Linked DNA regions of Homo sapiens: regions 1 and 2 are each linked to region 3. A link is an interaction called in ENCODE POLR2A ChIA-PET data of the cell type or tissue named here. Cell type or tissue: OCI-LY7. All regions are shown on one strand.

Region 1 (4,000 bases), 61 kb before region 3:
TTTTTGTGACATTAACATAGTAACTCCTGGTTTCTTTCTTTTGATTAGTGTTTGCATAGTGTATCTGTTTTTACCCTCTTATTTTTCTCATACCAATATTATTATATTTGACATGAGTTTTTCATATGCAACACATATTTGTGTCATTTTTAATTAATTCTGAAAATCTGTCTTTTAATTGATATGAGAGCTTTTACATTTATTATTGATATATTTAGGTTTAGGTTCTACCATTATATTATTTGCTTTCTGTTTTCTTCCCTCTGTTTTTTTAATTCTCAGTTGTCCTTTTTCTGTTTTCTTAATTATTATTTGATTTTTTAGTATTTCACTGAAATTGATTTTTTGAACTATTACTCTTTGTATGTTTTGCTTGTTTGGTGTTTAGTGGTTGCTCTAGGCATTATAATACATATTTAACTTTTAACTGCTTAGACTCAATATTTTACCACTTGGCCTCCATGATTTTGGGTGAGAAAACTGCAGTTATTTGAATATCCTATTAAAAACGTATTTTTTTCTGGTTGTTTTTAAGGTTTTTTTCTTTGTTGTTAGTGTTTGTAATTTGATTATGACATTTCTGAGTTGGGATTTAAGTGTTTATCCTTTTAGGGCCTACCAAACTTCTTGAATTTGTAGGTTTATATCTTTCATCATATTTGAGAAATTTTCAGCTATTATTTCTTCATTTTTTTTTTTCTGTACTACACTCTTATTGTGACCTTCTGGGACTCCCATGCCATGAAAATTAGACCTGTTGGTATAGCCCAAGAAGTTTCTAAAGCTGTTTATTTTGTCTCTTTTTTCTCTGTTCTTTGGATTAACTTCCATTAATTTATCCTCAGATTCATTGACTCTTTTCTCTTTCATCTCCAATATACTACTGCGTCCATCCAGTAGTAAAGGTTGTGTTTGTTTGCTTAGAGTTTTTCTTTTTGTTTGCTTATTTTTGGAGAGTGTAGAAGTTATATTTTTAGTTATAGAATTTCCACTTAATACTTCTTTATATCTTTTAATTATTTGCTTAGATTTTCTTTACATTTGTTTCAAGAGTGTGCATACTTCGAACATTTTTACAATAACTGCTTAAATCTTTGTCAGATAATTCCAACAGTTCAATATCGGAGTTTATTTTTTGTCTTTACCAATATGAGTTGAGGTTTTCCTTGGTTCTTGCTTGTCAATTAACTACGTATTGTCTTCTGGATGCTTTGAATACTTTCTTATGAGACAATGAGTCCTGTTTAAACCCTATAGAAAATGTTGATATTTTGCTTTAGCAATCAGCCCAGTTGGATTCCGTTCCCGCATCCTGACCAGCCTTCTGTGGTTGTGGTTTCGATGTACATTTCAGTATTCAATGCCTTTACAGTGCTATTCACATCTGCCTTGTGTGTTTGTCACCCAGTGGGTAGTCCAGGAAGTGGGCTGAAGCCCATCTCAAAGTTTCATTCTCAAAATACATGGTATATGTTTAGGATTAGATCCACGCACTTGCAGCTCAAGGGTGAATCCAGGAGTTTATAAACAATTTTATGGAATTGGTTTCTCAAGTTCCTATGCCTCCATTATCTCCCTTTCTGGTTTCCTTTTCAGTTCCCCAGAAAGCATGGTCTTTAGCTATGCTATCCTGACACACACTTCCCATGAATGCATATGCATCCAGGACCAAGCAAAAGGAGTACATAGAAAGAAAAAAAAAAACCATTAGATGTCCTTATTTCTCAAAGTTTAAAGCACATTATAGGTTCCTGCTGCCACAACTGTTGCTACCAGAAGTTCTGTATACTACTGCTCATTATCGGGGGAAACCAGCCCCCAGTATTCAACGTGGGTCCTTTTCTATTTTCCCTAAGTGTCGGCCAGTCTGAGAAATAAAGGGAAAGAGTAAAAAAGAGAAATTTTAAAGCTGGGTGTCCAGGGGAGACGTCACGTGTAGGCAGGTTCCGTGATACCCCCCAAGCTGCAAAACCGGCAAGTTTTTAATTAGGGATTTTCAAAAGGGGAATGTACGAATAGGGTGTGGGTCACAGAGATCACATGCTTCACACAGTAATAAAATATCACAAGGCAAATGGAAGCAGGGCGAGATCACAGGAAGAGGACGAAATTAAAATTGCTAATGATCTTCAGGCACGCATTGTCATTGATAACGTCTTATCAGGAGACAGGGTTTGAGAGCAGACAACCGGTCTGACCAAAATTTATCAGGCAGGAATTTCCTCATCCTAATAAGCCTGGGAGCCCTACGGGAGACCAGGGTTTGTTTCATCCCTTATCGACAACCATAAATGGCCCTAAGCGGCCATTATAGAGACCTCCCCTTGGGAATGCATACTCCTTCTCAGTGACGTTCCTTGCTGAGAAAAAGAATTCAGCGATATTTCTCCTATTTGCTTTTGAAAGAAAAGAAATACGGCTCTGTTCCGCCCGACCCACCGGCAGCCAGACTTTAAGCTTATCTCCCTTGTTCCCTGAACATCACTGTTATCCTGTTCTTTTTTCAAGGTGTCCAGATTTCATATTGTTTAAACAATTTGTGCAGTTAACGCAATCATCACAGGGTCCTGAGGCGACATTCATCTTCAGCTTACGAAGATGACAGGATTAAGAGATTAAAGTAAAGACAGGCATAGGAAATCACAAGAGTATTGATTGGGGAAGTAATAAGTGTCCATGAAATCTTCACAATTTATGTTCAGAGACTGCAGTAAAGACAGGCATAAGAAATTATAAAAGTATTAATTTGGGGAACTAATAAATGTCCATGAAATCTTCACAATTTATGTTCTTCTGCCATGGCTTCAGCCAGTCCCTCCGTTCAGGGTCCCTGACTTCCTGCAACAGCTCATGGAACAAGAACTAAAAGGCTTTTCTCCAAGTTGTCTCTCTGTGTTGATGCTTACTTCCATATTTTGCACTACTTGAACCCAGGCTGGGGTAGACACCAGAAAATGGTAAATGCGCTATCCATTCAGTGATACTTCAAATTCTACTCAAGAGTCCTCAAATAACTGTTCCATCATTCTGATTAGGTTTTATAGATGCATTCAGTGAGAATGACAGATTGGAGTGTACTTACCCCATTTTACCCAGAACTGGAATCTTTGAGTGGGTTTTTTTTAAATTAAGCTTATAAATAGCACTGTTACTTTATAATTAGTCTACATAAAAAGCTTGTCTGGATAAGTGTTAAAAACAGATTAATAAAGAAAAGAAGAAAAGAGAAAGGAAGAAAGGGATGGAGTGAAGGAGAGAAAGAAGGAAAGAGAGAAAGGAAAGAAGAAAAAAAGGAAGAAGAGAAAAGAAAGGAAGAAGGAGAGGAGAGAGGTGAAAGAGAAATAAAGAAAGAGTACTAAAAAATAAGAAGGGGCTGGGTGCTTTGTCTCAGGCCTGTAGTCCCAGCACTCTGGGAGGCTGAAGCAGATGGATCACTTGAACCCAGGAGTTTGAGACCAGCCTGGGCAACATGGCAAAACCCCATCTCTACAAAAAATACAAAAATTAGCTGGGCATGGTGGCTTCTGCCTATAGTCCCAGCCACTCAGGAGGCTGAGGTGGGAGGATTGCTTGAGCCCAGGAGGTGGAGGCTGCAGTAAGCTGTGTTCACACAACTGCATGCCAGGTGGGTGGCAAAGTGACACTCTGCCTCTAAAAATGAAAAGAAAAGAAGGAAGACAGAAAAGGAAGGAATCAAGAAAGAAAGAGAAGAAAGAGAGAGAAGGAAAGAGGTGAAAAAGAAAAACGAAAGAGTGAAAAAAACAAGAAAGATAACGAAACTGGAAAGGAAGGAAGGGAGGTAGGAAAAAAGGAAGAAAGGATCCAAGAGGGAGAGAAGAAGAGAGAAATAATAGAAAATCAGACATTAATATCAAACACCTGACTGAAGGGAGATAAAGTTGAAACAGGAAAGGTTCCATTGTCCCCCTCACAGGGTGTGTGATGGCAGTGTGGCTCACTTCCTCCATGCCCCCCTGCTCAAACCTCTAAGGAAGCATAC
Region 2 (4,000 bases), 160 kb after region 3:
AGTCTAATATTTATAACCAAATTATGACCATATTGAATACACTAAATTAACTGCTGAACTAACAGAAAGGAAATACTGTATTTATTTTCACTTCTGTGGCTACGCATCCTTTGAACAGTTCGAAAAAATCATAAACCAGCCATAAATCCTAAAATGCTTTTCATTTTCTTTCTTCACGTAATAACACAGCACTGATTTTTCAATAAAAAATATACTGTAAATAGTTGTTATTTTTAATAATCAAAATTAATTTGTACCATCTTTAGTTGATCTGTATATTTGTTTAACCTTTCATTATAATAATAAAGCTACAATATAGTGAAGTTTTATGCATTACTTCATTTAATTCTCAATAAAATCCCAAGGGATAGCATTATTAGTGTACCCACATTGGAGATTAAAAATAAAACAAGCTTATAGGAGACTGCTTATAATCACACAGGTAGTCATTTGCAGGGCTAGTATTCAAAATAGATATTAATACTTTGGACTTTAACTGGCACAGGAGAATAAAAATATCAGGGATACACTTACTTAATCATTTTTAATAATTTAAATCAGCCCATATGTTAGTAAGTAAAAGATAAAAAATGATCCTAAATACCAGGCCTGAGTTATTTGTCAATTGCTGCAATTTTCCACTTTTAGACTTGAATTAATAGACATAACTAAAAATTTAAATGACAAAATTCCAATAAGAAAACATAGTGCATAATTAGTGCACATCTCTGGATTTGGGGAGGAGAGTGACTTGATTTTACATAGAGTATTGTTTTTCCTAATTAATTGTAGTGTGCCACATATTTGTATGTGAATGCCTCATAAATGGTTTACAAATTGTTAAGAAGTTTATGGATATCTAGAAAGAATATTACAGCTCAATAAATAAACTTTTACAAGTGTAGAAGAGAAATTTTGCATTAAAATGTGACTTTGTTTCTTCATCCTGAGAGAATGAATTTTTAAAAAACACATTTAAAATCAAGCATTAGATATGCAAATATGTGTTCAGATCAGAGATACTAAAATTATTCAAATGATTAATTATTCATCATAAAATGTCAATTAATAATTATGAAGCAGAAAAGGCATCTTTCTAATACATCTTTATTTTTCTTGGCCTAAAAAGGGCTAAATATACATGTTCAATTGACTTCTATCAAGTTTTTAAAATTCAACAAAGTAAACAAATTGTAAACAAGTGAAAACTCTGAATTTTAATGAGAACAACAAATATGCCCAAAGTGAAGGGAAGAGCAAAAAATAATAATAAAGAAAACAAAACAAAAACAGTTATGTTCATGACATATGCCGCCTCATGCTCACTCACCTGCTAGGTAACGGACAGTAACCTAGCCTAGTCAAGAAAATAACCCAACAACCCAAGTTGTGAATTTGCTTAGTAATGTGCAAACTACGTGACATGATGATGTTTCTCTCTGAATTGATCAATCTTTGTTGGGGTTCAGGAGGAGTGCTTTGGGAATTTTTTACCCTTTGCAAATAGTCATCAGAAGAAAAGCGCAGTTTAAGTTTCATAAAATTACCTATTGTAATGTCTAAAGTCTGTTAACAAATTAAGTACTACTAAAATATGGCTGTAAACAAACTTTTTCACATTGCCTTAATTCTAAAGAATGCCCCTATGCCAAGCATTATGCATTTTTTCCAGGAAGACTATATCTATTATATCTTGTCTTTTAAAATTATCAGTCTGAGCTGATGTGATAATATAGAAGAATAAACCATTATGGTCACTGAAATATTGATTTATTTTATTTTTATTATTATTATTTTACTTTTCACTGACACCTGGTGAACTTGTCGTCTCTGAGACCCGGGGAGTTATTTTAGTCAGGGTGTCCCTGCCCTCCTGCTGGTAGATTAATTACACATTAAACGTTCTGTTTTCAAAACGAAATGATAAATCTGGACACATAAAAGAGGCACAAAAAGAATCACAGCGAGGGAGAAGAGTGGATGTTAAGAAACAAAACAAGAAATTGCAAAAGGGAGATATCAGATAGAAAGGAGAACGTAGGAAATGCAACTGGGAAAGAATTTCAAGAAAATAAGGATAAAGGGCAGGGAGGGCTGAAAGGAGGGCCAGAGGGAGGAAAAGCAGGAGGGAGATTTTTGGTTTTCAATTCCCTGGTGAGGCTGCTGGCGTCCGCGCCCTCAACGCCCCAGCCTTCCAAGTTGAGGCGAAAGCCACCTCCTCGGGCCTGCGTCGCATCCAACTTACTCCAAGTTTTCTGGTGACTCCTACAGGGCCCCTTTCCGTCCCCCCCCCCGCTCCCCGCCCCCCAAGCCTTAGTGAGATTGACAGTCGCGTGGAGGAGGCTTTTCCAGGCACAGCCTTTCTCATGGTAATCAGCCCCCGGCATCACCTCCCGGCCGCGGCTGCGCCCGCTCGGAGCGCGGCTCGCGGACCCCGGGGACCGGAAACAGGGCGGCGGGCGGGGAGCAGGCGAGCGAGCCAGGTCAGCTGACCGGGCGGCGGGCGGGGGTCGCAGGATCCCGGGCGGGGACAGGTCTGGGGGAGGGCGGTCTGGTGGGAGGGGGCCGAACACCGCCCCCCCCCGCGACGCGCTCCTCCGCCTGTGCAGCGGGGCCCTTCCTGGAGATCAAATGCAGGGACCGAAGCTGGCGGCGGGGGTTGGGGCGGGGTGTGTGGGGGGGGGAGTGGCAGAGCGCGCGGAAAATTGGGGACAACAACCAGACCTGTTTAGCATCAATAAATTAAGATGCTCATTTGGGTCCTGAAGTTTGCTGGTTCCTGTCAGTGGAGACGTTGGCAAAAGCCCTGAAGCCGAGATTCAGCCTTTACTTCAAAAAAATAAAATAAAATCAACCCCTCAGCTGGCCGCCCTGCTGGGGCCAGGTGACGTGCGAGATTCCACAGCCTGCGGGTCTCGCAGCAGGGATGTTAGGGACGGTCTGAGCTTCTCTGGTCCTGTTTTGGTTTTGTTTGAAAGGGCTTCTCAGAGAGATGCTCCTGATTTTTTTTTTTTTTAATAGACTTTCCCCTCCTATCCTAGGCTCAACTCCGAATGGATTGGATTGCGAGTCTGCACGTGAGAAAACCGTTTGGCTTGGCTTGGACCCCTGCCGCCCCCCACCTCCTCCACACACACCCAGTCCAGGGGTCCCCTTTATCACCCTTTGCTTGCAACTCCAAAAGAAGTTGCCCACCTCCTGAGTCACAACACAAGGTCGAATAATTCCTCTAGATGAAAGATCAGTTTCATTTCAAAACGAGAATAGGTTCCTTTTTTTATTTTCTCCACATGGTACAAAATAAACAGAATTTGCTTTAAAAAAAATCATTAGCTGTGGCCAAATTCGAATTCCTTCTACAGCCTGTGTGTTCAAGGGCAGAAACATTGTATCTCTTCGGGCATCTGGGCCGCCAAGCTGAGCGGGGGGAGGGGGGAGCGGCTGTGAAAGTTGAGGAAATTGACAGACTGAGAGGTGAATGGGGGGACAGGCACCAGGTCCTGGCTGGAGGGAATTGGAAAACAAAAGTGCATCCTTCTCACCCTGCCTGGGTGGAGGGAATCCTGAGGGAGGTAGTTTGTTTTGCCCATGGAAACCCCAAAGAATTATTTTTCCCCCTTCAATGTTGATTGCAATATTATTTCACATTTCCGTGTATCTGTTGTTTTAATCTCTTTCGTCTGCGCTAATCTCGAAGTGGATTATTAATGGGGAAGACAGAGAAGGAGAGATTCATTTGCAGGACTTATTTTGCTGTGTGAGGAGCCGAAAGCCAGCAGCCCCCAGTCCTCTCTCGACTTTTCTCTGCGTCCTGTGCTCCTGCATCCTCCTGATCCCACGATCCCCATTGTCCCCGAACTGGCCCTCGGACTGAGGGAGTGTTCGGAACAAATTTATATTCCGGCTTCCTCCCGACCCCATCACCTCTGCCACGTTGGGAACTCTCTCGGCCAAATGCCTGGGGAGGGGCGTGCCAGTCAGGAACCAGGGGCAAGGCAAC
Region 3 (4,000 bases):
TTTCCATAAAGGGAAAGCTCTTTACCACAACAATGCCTATTATACCAGATTATCAAACACAGAATCACATTGTAACTTCTGGAAAGTATGGAATATGTATACACAGAACAGAGCCAAAAGAACTCCAGACAGGTATGCCTCACCCTCAGGGACTCATGTGTTACAGAAAATGTTGGGAAAACTGAATAATAGGGACAAAAGAAACTCGCCATGTTAAGGTTTTCTAAACTGAAATTATTCTTACTTGTTTTAATTTACTTTTCTTACAATGCTTAATTCTCATATTTTTTAAGTAAGTTGCATTTATACCTTTGTTAAATGTAGGCCTTTTGATATAAGAAGTCAGTTTGGCAGAATTGCATTGATACATATTTGATGACATTCGTTCAAATATTTTCATTATTCCAAATAGGGGGAGGATTCCATAATAGCCCCTGGTTTATAAAAAATCCTAGGTTCACAGCCGTGGATGAGAATGAGTGAAAGTACCTAAAACCTACTATTTTCAAGATCCATGGGAAAACTGTTTTATATATATGAACAAGCCACAGGTGTCATTTAAAATCTTTAAACTGTCCTATAATTATGTATGATGTGACCAATGCGTATTTGCAGTGATTGTCCCCACAGAATTGCCGTCGACAATAAAATACAGACTGATATTGATCAGCCAAAAAAGAGAGACTGGGCTAATTTGTGGAATTATGGAAAACCTAAAATTCACCCAAAACTGTTCCCATTACCATAATCCATTTGAATTGAATCAGTGTTTTTCTATACAAGTTCCTTAAAGTTTGAGAGTAAATAGGACCCTTCCCACAATTCATATGTCCTTATGCACACTTTTCCAATTAGCAAGAAGCAAGAATTAGCATATCAACCACAGAATACTCATACATATACTTCATAGACGTTAAGTGCTCATAAAGCTGACTATTCTATAAAAGTAATCCATGTACTTGGAATCATTAAATTTCACCTTCTGGATACATAATGTAGTACTTATGGCATGCTCTGCAGATAGATCTTGGCTAAGTACTTGTGTCATGCTCTGCAAATGATTTTTGGCTAAAATAAAAGATCAATCAAACATCTCTCTCCACAACACTTAGTCTAGTTCTTTGGACCAAAAATTAACTTGGTGAAGCTTGTATACTTCTAGCTAGATGGCCCAGTCATTCTCACTCTTTAGTGCTGCTACAGAATATACTTCTGATCTTGGACAGTTCTCTGCACTGTTTCTGTAATAGTCCCAGAACCAATATAGTGATTGTCTCATCTTATATAGTTGACATATATTTGTTAATATATCTCATATATATTATTCAATATATACTTCATATTTGATATATATTTCTTAGAACTGTATGCCATGCATTAGAGAGAAACCAATGGAAGGGAGAAGGTAAAGAGGCATGTTTACTGTGCCCCTATTATGCGGGAGGCCCTCTGAACACTTTATATGTTATCTTGACACAGCTCTGTGGGTATAATGTTCATTATACAGAAGAGGAAACCAAAGCTCAGAGTGTTTAGTAACTTGTGCAAAGTTGCCAAATTGTTAAATGATGGATGCAGCTTTAAACTCAGGTGTATCTGGCTCTGAAGTCTATGATCTTCCCAACACACCACATAGGTCAATCTCACTTGTCTCTACACATCAAAACCTGTTTTCCCTTTTCCGAACCCCTGGCTACTGCCCAGCCAGCAGTGCAATAGGCCCATTTACAGTATACATACTTTCACATCAGGTTTTTCCCCCTAATTGGATATCCTTCTTCCTCCCCAACTATGCAAACATTACTGTCCCTTCAAAAGCCATTTTCTACATTAAGTCTCACTTCCCCACCAGCCCTTTCCTTTCTCAATGTGAATTGCACAATTTGGTTTCTGTGAACATAAGTTAGTTTGGAGTACGTCCTTTCTTGTACTGCTTTCTAACTGGAGTATTATTTCAATCTCAGTCACATTATAAATTCTTTTATTTTAGTTTTCCTTTAGTTTCCCAGTCCTCCTTCTTCACAGTGTTGACAAGTAATAAGTATAGCACAAAGGCTATCTTGCTATTGAGAATGCTATCATTTGACTATTTCATAATAAACTGAGAGGAAATGTCATGTACTGAAAGTTGCACTGGACTGGGAGTCAGAAGACCTCAGTTGACATTTTATGCCATAAACCATTAGTGCTATTTTGGGCAAGTAGTAGAACTTCCTTACACCTCACTCTCCTCACCTGTAAAAGAAAGGGCTCAGACTAGATGATACATAAACAGAATGCTTATCCTTATTTATTTTAAATTGCATTTCTGAAAAAAAGAAATTATAATTGTAGCCATGCACTTTTGTAGCCAGGTTTACCAAAGTTTCCCCCTTCAAAAACAATTCTCCCCTCTGTGTCTCCCACTTCATTGATAAGGTCTAGTAGATGTATTATATAAAACATAGACATTAACAGGAAGCTCTTTTCAAATTACAGCCAGTTTCCCAAACCAAACTGTCAACCTCCTACCCTCATATATTTAACACATGTGCTTCTGTAAAGGTGATTTATTAGTGAAAATCATAGTGTTCCCTATTATGAAACTCAGACTACCACCTGTGCATAACATTCCAGGAGTACAATAACATGTTTACATGTAAAACTCAGGCCAGTCACTTCCATCTCACCAACTATCCTGTCTTTCCTTTTCCTTCTTGTTTTGTTTGTTTTGAGATATGGTCTTGCTCCATCTGCAATGCAGTGGCACGATCATGGCTCACTGCAGACTCGACCTCCTGGGCTCAGATGATCCTCCCACCTCAGCCTCCCAGGTAGCTGGGACTACAGGCATTCAAGACCATGCCCAGCTAATTTCTCCGCCCCTTCCCCCCCACCCCAGGATGGAGTCTTGCCCTGTCTGCCCAGGCTGGAGTGCAGAGGTGTGATCTTGGCTCACTGCAACCTCCGCCTCCCGGGTTCAAGCAATTTTCCTGCCTCAGCCTCCCATGTAGGTGGGATTACAGCCGCCTGCCACCATATCCAGCTAATTTTTGTACTTTTAGTAGAGACAGGGTTTCACCATGTTAGCCAGACTGGTCTCGAACTCCTGACCTCGTGATCCTCCCACCTCGTCCCCCCAAAGTGCTGGGCCAGCTAATTTTTTATAGAGACAGGGTTTTACCATGTTGCCCAGGCTAGTCTTGAACTCCTGGGCTCAAGCGATCCACTCTCCTCGGCCTCCCAAAGTGCTGGGATTACAGGAGTGAGCTCTCATGCCCGGCAAAATTCAAATTTTTTAAGTGAAGGCTTTTATCAGGTTTATTATTAATCTAGGAAATACATATATTAATGGAAGGCTACATGTCACAATAAAAACTCAAAAAGCAGCATAACAATAACTGTGAGAAATATAACAATTACAATGGCATACAGCATTCGTTACAAACCATATTTTTCTTTCATACTGCTTTCCTTAATTCATTGCTTCATTTTCTCATCCGTTCATCCATTCAATACGAAGTTACTGAATATCTACTATGAATCAGCTACCAAGCCAGCTGCTTAGTTCCAATTTTGTCATATTAGATGAAGTGCAGTAAACTATTTTGTTTCTAAAACATACTACATAAAAGGTAAAAACAAACAAACAAACAAACAAAAAAACAAAAAGCAGCTCAAAGAAAACGTAAATATGGAGAGAAAGCAGAAAAACCTTATATTTAACTTGAGAAAAGTCCCCCAAAAGTCAAAGGGAAAAAAGAAGAAAACTACTAAGAGCAGAGAAGATGTGAACTTCATCTGCACATAAGAAAATAATGGTTGGTAATAATGATAAAGTTACAGCCTCAGAAATGACTGAAAAACATTCCATATCACCTTTACTCTTATACTCTTACTAGAAGGAAAGAACCATAACTGTTAAGTTAGTTATATCTTATTTTTTTTTAGGGGCAAAGAGTAAATTTTCCAATACAGTAACCATTTTCCCATTCAACTTTATGTTAAATATCAACCAAAT

The links. Peaks named below come from ENCODE experiments on the same cell type or tissue, not always from the same donor. Only the 100,000 strongest peaks of a DNase experiment are listed, where the experiment ranks them.
Region 1: POLR2A ChIA-PET joins it to region 3 with 6 read pairs; 2 of 35 experiments call an interaction of 5 or more read pairs at or near these places.
Region 2: POLR2A ChIA-PET joins it to region 3 with 5 read pairs; 3 of 35 experiments call an interaction of 5 or more read pairs at or near these places.

The regions. Positions count from the first base shown.
Region 1 is chr2:144,746,031-144,750,030 of GRCh38, reverse strand. The region is part of intron 1 of TEX41 (testis expressed 41); the gene reads right to left. Among named protein-coding and RNA genes, the nearest start is that of TEX41, 80 kb to the right of the region's middle. In OCI-LY7, no CTCF peak of the experiment used is centred here; a DNase peak (open chromatin) is centred at 2,290.
Region 2 is chr2:144,522,870-144,526,869 of GRCh38, reverse strand. All of the region lies in intron 1 of LINC01412 (long intergenic non-protein coding RNA 1412), which reads right to left. LINC02993 (long intergenic non-protein coding RNA 2993) reads left to right here and starts at 2,426. Exons shown (of 2, transcript NR_136320.1): 1 at 2,426-2,483; 2 at 3,042-3,326. In OCI-LY7, no CTCF peak of the experiment used is centred here; a DNase peak (open chromatin) is centred at 2,439; H3K4me3 peaks cover 2,175 bases.
Region 3 is chr2:144,684,848-144,688,847 of GRCh38, reverse strand. All of the region lies in intron 1 of TEX41 (testis expressed 41), which reads right to left. Among named protein-coding and RNA genes, the nearest start is that of TEX41, 19 kb to the right of the region's middle. In OCI-LY7, no CTCF peak of the experiment used is centred here; a DNase peak (open chromatin) is centred at 1,827; H3K4me3 peaks cover 304 bases; H3K27ac peaks cover 1,023 bases.